Regions from separate parts of the Homo sapiens genome. Here region 2 is linked to region 1. Evidence: chromatin loops called from intact Hi-C (ENCODE). Cell type or tissue: A673. All regions are shown on one strand. Links, peaks and the distances in the headings refer to the core of each region. The heading gives the core; the rest is flanking DNA.

What was found. Hi-C counts contacts between places; a loop is a spot of excess contacts. Peaks named below come from ENCODE experiments on the same cell type or tissue, not always from the same donor. Only the 100,000 strongest peaks of a DNase experiment are listed, where the experiment ranks them.
Region 2: it touches region 1 in a loop (5-fold over the local background); 5 of 110 quality-filtered maps call a loop at or near these places.

Annotation. Positions count from the first base shown.
Region 1 is chr18:57,864,433-57,869,815 of GRCh38, forward strand. No RefSeq gene overlaps it. Among named protein-coding and RNA genes, the nearest start is that of ATP8B1, 64 kb to the left of the region's middle. In A673, for the core only: no CTCF peak of the experiment used is centred there; no DNase peak of the experiment used is centred there.
Region 2 is chr18:57,816,899-57,822,281 of GRCh38, forward strand. No RefSeq gene overlaps it. Among named protein-coding and RNA genes, the nearest start is that of ATP8B1, 16 kb to the left of the region's middle. In A673, for the core only: no CTCF peak of the experiment used is centred there; a DNase peak (open chromatin) is centred at 3,303.

The DNA of each region.
Region 1 (5,383 bases), core at 132-5,131:
CATTTGAACCCCAGAAGAAGAGGTGGGGGTTGCAGTGAGCCAAGATCGCGCCACTGTTCTCCAGCCTAGGGGACAAAGTGAGACTTTGTCTCAAAAAATAAATAAATAAAAAATAAAAAAGCTGAATGTGTTTTGGCAGGGTCTAATCACTCATTCCTCTAAGAGGCATCAGAGGCCCATTATCAAGACAGGTGGAAAGTGCTTTGAAACATGTTTAATAAATTACTTATCCAGCACTTAGCTAGTCCCTGCTACATGCCAAGGCTCTTTACAAATATTAGCCCGTGTAATCCTCATAACAAACCTATGAGGTGGGTAATATTATTATCCTCATTTCAAGAGGAAGGTATTTGCCTGAGGGGATACAGTGAATATGGGAGATGGAACGTGGGCCCAGAAGCCCAGCTCCAGATCCAGGTTCATCACCACCATGCTGAGCTGCCTGGTTGGTCTCTAGAAGCTCTCACAATACCTGTGGCTGACCCACAGCTCCAGTTTGCATGGGCAGAGGGAAAGGATTAGCCCAGCTTCCTGGGCCAGTGTGTAGGTGCTGGCTTGTCTTTGTAGAATTTAACTATTGGCTAGGAGCCAATGGCAGGATTTGCATGACCCAAAGACCAGCCCAAAATGAATGACGCTGGTGGCCTTTGTGCTAGGAGGACTGTCTCGCCTTCTTAGTACAGACTTTCTACAACAGCGCTGGGGACAAAATCACAGGAAAGTACAAGAAGCAGGGTGGAAACGTGCATTCAAATGATAAACTGGCTGAAGGATCTAGTGAGTCTGCTAGAAGAGCAAGGGTCAAGAACAGCTTGCAGCCTTGACCATCGTGGGCAAGTCTTTCCATGTCCTCGCCTGTGAAATGAAAAGTTACACCAGGAGTTCCCAAGCATGGCTCTGCCTCTGAATTCCCTGGAGAGAGAGAGGAAAAAATATAGGCTTCTCATCCCAACCTGTGCAATTCTGACTTATATAGAAAACTAGACACAATTCTGGAGTAGTTTATTCCCCAATGATTCTAGATTATCAAGTTTTTAGCATGTAGGAGGCTCATAAGAAATATAGAGTTCTGCATTACTGTGAGGTTTGGCTTCATTTCAGAATTTAAAAGAGCAGGACACGGTGGCTCACAACTGTAATCCCAACACTTTGGGAGGCCAAGGCAGGCAGATCGCTAGAGTTCAGGAGTTTGAGGCCAACCTGGGCAATATATCATAACCTCGCCTCTACTAAAAAAAATTAAAAACTAGCTGATTTTGGTGGCTGACGCTTATGGTCCCAGCTACCCAAGAGACTGAGGTGGAAGGACGGCTTGAGCCTGGGAGGTTGAGGCTGCAATAAGCTGTGATCTCACCACTGCACTCTAACATGGGCAACAGAGCAAGGCCCTATCTAAAAAAAAAAAAGAAAAAAGAAAAAGAAAAAGAATTCCTACCAAAATGCCAAAAACTCCAATATGTATAGGAGTCGACGTGACAAAGTTGGTTAGGGACAAATAAAAACCTAGATCCCCCTTCTCTTATAAAAATAAATGATTTAAAATTTTATTTTTTATTTTTTGTATTTTTTTGAGACAGAGTCTTGCTCTGTCGCCCAGGCTGGAGTGCAGTGGTGGAATCTCGGCTCACTGCAACCTCTGCCTCCTGGGTTCCGGTGATTCCCCCGCCTCAGCCTCCCAAGTAGCTGGGATGCCCCTGCCATCCCATCTGGCTAATTTTTTTTGTATTTTTAGTAGAGACAGGATTTCACCATGTTGGCCAGGCTGGTCTTGAACTCCTGACCTCAGGTGATCCACCTGCCTTGGCTTCCCAAAGTGCTGGGATTACAGGCATGAGCCACTGTGCCTGGCCCTGATTTAAAATTTTCAATGTGAAGGAAAAGCCCTTAGAGCAGACAGGATGCCAGACACTGCATCCCCGTCTTTGAACTCTATAACAACTCTGTGTTATGTTCAGCCTCTTCCCATTGTATAGGTGAAAAGTGAAATTCGGAAAAAATGACTATTTGCTAATGATCGCAAAGCTCATAAAGTTCTGCCAGACACTGGATTTATACATTTCCATAAAAGCTATCCATGTGTTCATTCAGGTATTTGCTTATTTGCAAATAAATAAATATTCGTTTATTCAGCAAATATTTACTGAGTCCTATGCTTTTCTTAACACTGAGAACACAAAAATATACAGACTGCACTATATACAAGTATAAGGATATCACATGTACCCCCCAAATATAGACAACTATTATTTATCAATTTAAAAAATTTAGGCAGAATAAAATATTCATGCCAAATAATAAGTTTAGCCTCTTAATCCATCCTTCCTTCCCTTTCTTGCTTGCTTTCTTGCTTTCTTTTATTTCTTTTTATTTATTTATTTATTTTTGAGACAGTTTCGCTCTGTCACCCAGGCTGGAGTGCAGTGGCATGATCTCTGCTTATGTAACCTCTGCCTCCCGGGTTCAAGCAATTCTCCTGTCTCAGCCTCCCAAGTAGCTGGGACTACAGGTGCCCACCACCATGCTCAGCTAATTTTTGTATTTTTAATAGAGACGGGGTTTCATATATTGGCCAGGCTGGTGTTAAACTCCTGACCTTGTGATCCACCCACCTCGGCCTCCCAAAGTGCTGGGATTACAGGTGTGAGCCACAGTGCTCGGCCTATTTCTTTTTTTTTGAGACAGGGTCTCACTCCATTGCCCAGGCTGGAGTGTAGTGGCGCATACTCTGCTCACTGCAACCTCCGCCTCCTGGGCTCAAGCAATCCTCCCACCTCAGCCTCCTGAGTAGCTGGGACTACAGGCTTGTTCCACCATTCCCGGCTAATTTTTGCATTTTTTGTAGAGACAGGGTTTCTCCATGTTGGCCAGGCTGGTCTCAAACTATTGGCCTCAAGCGATCCACCTGCCTCAGCCTCCCAAAGTGCTCGGACTACAGGTGTGAGCCACCATGCCTGGCTAGCTCATTTCAAAATATTCCCAGTCTTTCCAAAATTAGGAAGCCCTGAGGGGTATAGAAAAGATCCAAACTCCCCACAAATTAACTTTGATAAATCCTTGACTGTCTACTACTAATAATCTTATTTTTGCTAAGAACATCTTTTCTCAGTCCACAACCAGAAAACATTCCTTTGACAACTTTTATGGCTATTAATATTGAAGGAAATATTGAAAAAGAGTCCTAGAATAAGTAAAATTCAGTTTTAAGAAAAAGAGAGAGGCAATTATAACGGACATTCATGCTTCATAAAACTTTTCTTTTATTATTATTATTATTATTATTATTATTACTATTATTATTATTTTTGCGACAGAGTCTTGCTCTGTCGCCCAGGCTGTAATGAAAGCATCACAATCTTGGCTCACTGCAAACTCTACCTGCAGGGTTCAAGTGATGATGGTGCTTCAGCCTCCTAAGTAGCTGGAATTTACAGGTGTGTGCCTCCACGCCAGGCTAATTTTTATGTTTTTAGTAGAGACAGGGTTTCACTGTGTTGGCCAGGCTGGTCTCGAACTCCTGACCTCAAGTGATCCCCCTGCCTCCGCCTCCCAAAGTGCTGGGATTACGGGCGTGAGCCACTGTGCCTGTCCCCAGCACAAAAAGTTCTGATAGCTCCATGTTCCTTTATAATCTTGAACGATAATACATAATTTTACAAAACTGTCATTAGTGTGCATACAATTTGGTGATATTTTAAATGAAACACATTTTCACCAGCAGTTTTCTAAGGTGTGGCAGAATACGCAAGTGTTTTGCTTTTGATACTATACAATGTTGTTGGGCACAATCACTTAAAAAACATACTGACCCATGAAGTTTAGCTCTTGGAGTTTCCTTAGAGAATATTCGGACCAAATGTACTATTGTGTGCTTGAGGAAGCTGAAGACTAGAACTTGCCCACACCTCTTGTGGGGCTCATTCCCTGCACACTGCTTCTGAAGAGAGCATGAGAGCCTGGTGAGTTTGACTTCCCTGAACTAGGCCTGAAGCTAAAGGTATGGTATGGAGACAAGGTAAGGAATTTCAGTGGTGAGAGTTCCAGGATCATCCATGCTGTGGCTCTGCAGCTCTTGCTGCAAATTCCCAGTTCATTTAGATAAGAAAACAGGAGTGGAACAGGTGAGATGTCCACACAGGGTCAGGATCCATGGCAGAAGCAGAATATCTTTGTGCACCTTTTCCTGGGTGCCCTTCAAGGTATGTAACAGTTGTTAGATGAAGGGAGAAGTTCTTCGTTGGTCAGGAACTTCATTCTCTCTAACCTCAACTGTATCTGAAGACTCTCAACATCATGGAATTGTAGTTAGAGGAGATGTTGGAATCATGGCGGGAGGAGCAGGTAGCTCTGTGGTTTCCAAAAGCCACTGTAGAGGATCAATCAGCAGGTTTGGGGTGGAGCCCCAGAATCTAGAGTCTAACTTTCAAAAGCTCTTTAAGTGATTCTGATGAGAAACTGGTTAGGAAAACAGTGAAGTAGACCACCCTCTCACCTAGGCAGGGAGTCACTTCCATTCAGTGGAAAGCCCATGAGGATGTGAGGAGGACTTAAATATTTCCAATGACAGAGAACTCAAGTTTCTGAAACTTACTCCCAGTGGGAATTCCCCCACCCCATATGAAAAAAAAAAAATTTCCTTTCATTCCAGTTTATCTATGGCCAGTAGTTGTTTGAAAGGAATTTATACCTCTGCAAAGAAGTCACTAAAAACTGTCTTACAAATACTAAAATCTACTCCTTGAATCAATTTAGCAAAATGCTTTGACCTGATAACTCCATTTTTGGGATATTATCCTAAGGAAATAATCAAAAATATTTTTAAAAAGAAATCCTTTATGAACAGTTTTGTTTATTGCACCATTATTCATACTAGAGCAAAGAACAACAATGACAGCTCAATTAGAGACCTGTTAGGTAATTGGAGAATGGTTAAATAATCTTTGGCATGTCAACTCAATGAAATATTGTGTGACCACTTAAAAGGATTTGACAGAGTTTGAAACTATGTGAAAAATTGCTTCTGTTACCCTAAGTGAGCCATGATTGCATCACTGCACTCCATCCTGAGTGGCAGAGCAAGACCCTGTTTCAAAAAATAAATAAATAAAATAAAATACAATAATTAAAAAGCAAGACATAAATTTGAGACCAGGTCCAGTGGCTCACACCTGCAATCCCAGCACTTTGGGAGCTGAGGTAGGAGGATCATTTGAGGCCAGGAGTTCAAGACCAGCCTGGGAAACATACTAAGACCCCCTCACCGTCTCTATTTAAAAAAAAAAAAAAAACAAAAAAAAAAACGGGTGTGGTGGTTTATGCCTATAGTCCCAGCTACTCAGGAGGCTGAGATGGGAGGATTGCTTGAGACCAAGAGTTACAGGTTACA
Region 2 (5,383 bases), core at 299-5,298, 47 kb before region 1:
TCAGCACTTTGGGAGGCCAAGGCAGGCAGATCACCTGAGGTTGGGAGTTCGAGACCAGCCTGGCCAATATGGCGAAACCCCATCTCTACTAAAAAATACAAAAACAGTCAGCCAGGCATGGTGGCACATGCCTATAATCCCAGCTACTCGGGAGGCTGAGGCAGGAGAATCACTTGAAGCTGGGAGGTGGGGGTCAGAGTGAGCCAAGATCACGCCATTGCCCTCCAGCCTGGGTGACAGAGCGAGACTCTGTCTCAAAAAAAAGAATTAGTTAATTAATTAATTAATTAATTTAAAAAAAAAGAATACACTGTCCTCTCTTTTCCTTTCCTGGAAGTCTGAAGACAGAACCATCTCATTTGCTCTGGAAGGAGTCAGGGCCAACATCAGGGAGTGGGATTAAGGGCCAGGGAGGATGCTGAGTTAGGAAATACCCACCTCACCACCCTGGGGGTCAGGCCCACTGGACTATTCAGGCAGTGAGCAGCAGTACCCATGACCATGAGCCTTCTTCTCACACTCTTCTCCCCATGTGACTTATTTTGGTAACAGTTTCATTGAGATATAATTTATTCCTTCCCGTAGGACATAGCTAAAAAAAGAGAGAAAGAGGTAATTTATATACCACACAATTCACCTATCTAAAATGTGCAATTCAATGGATTTTAGTATATTCGTAGGGTTGCTCAATGATCACCACAATCAATTTTAAAACATTTTCATCGCTTCAGGAGGAAACCCCATACCCTTTGGCTGTCACCCCTCAATTTCCCCAACCCTGGCAACCACTGATTTCCTTTATCTCAATAGTTTTTGCCTATTCTTAACATCTCATAGAAATGGAATCACTTACATGGTCCTTTGTCACTGTCACTGATGTCTTCCACGCAGCAGAATGTTTTTGGGGCTCATTCAAGCTGTGCACACTCCTTCATTCCTGGTTATAGCCAAATTATACACACACCACTTTTCCTGTGTCTCAGACTGATGTCTGGGTCAGTCATCAATCCTATTCGTCAATTTATTCTCCAAATGCGTCTAGAGCAAATACCATGTGAAACCCATGGTTTTATGGCCCCCAAAGCTCCCAATCCATCTTCTTGTCTCCATCTCTATCATCACCATCCCGGTCTGCCACCGTCTGTCTCTGGGACCAAGGAGCTTTCCAAAAGTGAAATGTTAGCCTTCAACAGTGACTGCCCGCCCCCAAGGACTTCCCGTGATCTTAGAATAAAGACAAAGCTACCTGGCATGGCTATCAACACTCTGCCCAGTCTGGCACTTCCCTCCACTCTGTTTCAACTTCTCTCTTTTGGCTTCAGCTATCCTGTCTTCTCTCAAACACTGTCACTTGCCACCTTGAGGCCTTGGCCTGGAACAGGCCTTATCGCTCACCTGGTTAAGGCCAGTTTACCTTCCAGGCTGCAGGTCAGTGGTCTCTTCCAGGAGAAACCTTTGCCAAAGGAGCCTCATCATAGCTCTCATAATTCTCATATCACTCTGTTCCTTTCCCACTCTGTCTCCCTTCTACACTGGAAGCTCTTTGAGGGTGGGCATTGTCTACTTATGCTCATCATTGGTTTCCCTCTACCTAACAGTGCCTGGATTAGAAATACAGAAAGGACATCCATACCAACATTTATAGTGTGCCCTGTAACCAGACACTTTTATTGATTAATTTTTTTAGTTTTTTAAAATTTTATTTTAAATTCCAGGATACATGTGCAGGACGTGCAGGTTTGTTACATAGGTAAATGTGTGCCATGGTGGTTTGCTGCACCTGTTAACGCATCACTTAGGTATTAAGCCCAGCATGCATTCGCTATTTACCATGATGATCTCCTTCCTCCTGCCCCCCCACCCCAAGCCCCAGCACTGCTGCCCCACCACCAGGCCCTGGTGTGTGTTGTTCCCCTCTGTGTCCATGTGTTCTCTTTATTCAGCTCCCACTTATAAGTGAGAACACCCAGTGTTTGGTTTTCTGTTCCTGCGTTAGTTTGCTGAGGATAATGGCTTCCAGCTCCATCCATGTCCCTGCAAAGGACATGATCTCGTTCCTTTTTATGGCTGCATAGTATTCCATGGTGTATATGTACCACATTTTCTTTATCCAGTCTATCATTGATGGGCATTTGGGTTGATTCCATGTCTTTGCTATTGTGAATAGTGCTGCAGTGAACATATGCACACATGTATCTTTATAATAGAATGATTTATATTCCTTTTGGTATATACCCAGTAATGGGATTGCTGGGTCAAATGGTATTTCTAGTTCTAAGTCTTTGAGGACTCACCACACTGTCTTCCACAATGGTTGAACTAATTTACTTCCCCACCAAGAATACAAAAGTGTTCCTATCTCTCCACAGCCTCGCCAGCATCTGTTGTTTCTTGATTTGTTAACAATTACCATTCTGACTGGTGTGAGATGGTATCTCATTGTGGTTTTCTTTTGCGTTTCTCTAATGGTCAGTGATGTTGAGCTGTTTTTCATGTGTTTGTTGGTTGCATAAATGTCTTTTTTTGAAAATTGACCAGACACTTTTATAAAGACTATCTTGTGTCATCGTTATGATAATCCTATGTGGAAGTTATCTTCAGCTTCATTTTACCAATGAGATAAATGAAACTGTGGTAGTATAAATAAATAACTTGTCTAAAGATACTGAGTAGCAGAGGAAGCATTCCATCCCAGACCCATTGAATTCTCAGATCTAAGATCCTGCCAGGCTGTTTCTGGAATACAGAGCAGAAAATTCCCTCCTGTTCAAGCGCTAACTAGATAAGTCCTTCTTCACAAATGCCAAGTAAGCACAGAAAAAGAGCAACAGGGAAAAAGTTTATGCTCCAAGGAAGAAGTCAACCCCAGACTGCAGGGATCGTGGTGAGATTGTATCAGGATTGGACCTTGGGGAAAGCTTCCTTATATTTGAGACTCATAAAAAAAAAAAAAAAACTCCCCACAGGTGGTCAGTTTGGTTCTTACTGGCTTGCTGGAAGTAAGTTCTCATGTTTCTAAATGCAGACCGGGTATTTCCTTTGGAATGTTCTCACATTGTTTTATTTTTGGGTGTCAACCTTTTCATTTTAGTCCAGCAAAGAACTCCTTGTTCGTTTCCTTTGGGGGATTTATTTTTCCTCCTTTTTCTGAGGCGGCAGTACCTCTACCAGGAAAAACTGATTACCAGTGCTGTCCCCAGAGTTGTCACTGAGGTGTTTCCACCGAAAGCTTCTCTGTCACTTTGAGGTCACCTGAGAGCATGAGAGCCAGGCTCACTGGTGACCTCATCCCTCTGGCCCTATTCCAGCAGCTTAGCTTTGAGCTTCATCATCACAGTGCAGCAGCTGACTACTTGCTAACTAACGTGTTATGCCATTGATAACCAGGAACTTCCTGACTGACGTTGAACGGGAAAAGGATGGCGGATCAGAACCCCTAGAAGGAGGTCATCTTCATATTACAAAGGACAGCCCATTTAGGGAAGTGACTTTGGTGTTGTTTAATAGATTCCCTTTGCTCTGAAGCACCCTGGGTATGTTCTTTTATAATCAAAACAGCTGATCACTTTTCTTACAGAGATAAATTTGCTCAAAAATAATGCATCTATGTATACAATGAAATATTATTCAGCCTTAAACAGGTAGGAAATTCTGACATGTGAATGAACCTTGAGAACATGATGCTAAGTAAAACAAGCCAGTCGCAAAAGGATAAATACTGTACAATTCCACTTTTGTGAGGTCCCTAGAATAGTTAAATTCATAGAGACAGAATGTAGAATGGTGTTTGCCAGAGGCTAGAGCAGAGGCCCCCAGCCCCCAGGCCACAGACCAGTACCAGTCTCACTCACATTACTGCCTGAGCTCCGCCTCCTGTCAGATCAGCTGCAGCATTAGATTCTCACAGGACCACAAACCCTACTGTGAACTGCACAGGCAAGGGATCTAGGTTGTTCACTCCTTATGAGAGTGATGATCTGTCACTGTCTCCCATCACCCCCAGATGGGACCATCTAGTTGCAGGAAAACAAGCTCAGGGCTCCCACTGATTCTACATTATGGTGAGCTGTATAATTATTTCATTATATATTACAATGTAATAATAATAGAAACAAAGTGCACAATAAATGTAATGCACTTGAATCATCCCAAAACCATCCCCCACCCTGGTTTGTGGAAAAATTGTCCTCCACAAAACCAGTCCTTGGTGCCAAAAAGACTGGGGACTGCTGGGCTAGAGAGAGGGGTTAGAGGGAGTTCGTGTTTAATGGGGACAGAGTTGTTGTTTGGGAAGATGAAAAATTTCTGGAGGTGGATGGTGGTGATGGTTGCACAATCATGATTGTACTTAATGTCATTGAACTGTATACTTAAAAATGGTTAAGATGAGGCCCAGTGCAGTGGCTCACACCTGTAATCCCAGCACTTTGGGAGGCCAAGGCGAATGGATCACCTGAGGTCAGGAGTTCGAGACCAGCCTGGCCAACATGATGAAACCTCGTCTCTACTAAAAATATAAAAATTAGCTGGGTGTAGTGGTGGGCGCCTGTAATCCCAGCTACTTGGGAGACTGAGGCAGGAGCTTGAACCTGGGAAGTGGAGATTGCAGTGAGCCAAGACTGCACCATTGCACTCCACCCTGGGCAACAAGAGCAAAACTCCATCTCAAATTAAAAAATAATAATAATAATGGTTGTGATGGTAAATTTTGTGTTGTGTATATTTTCCCACAATAAAAAAATAATGTGCTGAAGATGCTTCTCAAAGTCTTGCCTGCTATCCTGCTACTTGTTCATCAATTGCAATTTGGCCTGCCACCTACCTTCTTGAGGCTTGTTCCTCAAAGTATGGTCCCTGGACCAGGAGCAGCAGCAGTTGGAAGCTTGTTAGACATGCGGCATCTTGGCCAGATGCGGGGGCTCATGGCTGCAATCCCAGCACTTTGGGAGGTCGAGGCTGGCAGACTGCTTGAGCTCAGGAGTTCAAGACTAGCCTGGGCAACACAGCGAAACCCCATCTCTACAACAAATATATATATATATATAAAAATTAGCCAGATGTGGTGGCATGTGCCTGTAATCCCAGCTACTTAGGAGGCTGAGGTGGGAAGATGGCTTGAGAGCAGGAGGCAGAGATTGCAGTGAGCTGAGATCAAGCCACTGCACTCCAACCTGGGAGACAGAGCCAGACGCTGTCTCAAAAGAAGGAAGGAAGGAAGGAAAGAAAGAAAGAAATGCAAATGACTTAGGCCAGGTGTGGTGGCTCATGCCACTAATTCCAGCACTTTGGGAGGCCAAGGTGGGAAGAGCATTTGAGGCCAGGAGTTTGAGACCAGCATGGTCAACATGGTGAAATGTTGTCTCTACTAAAAATATCAAAATTA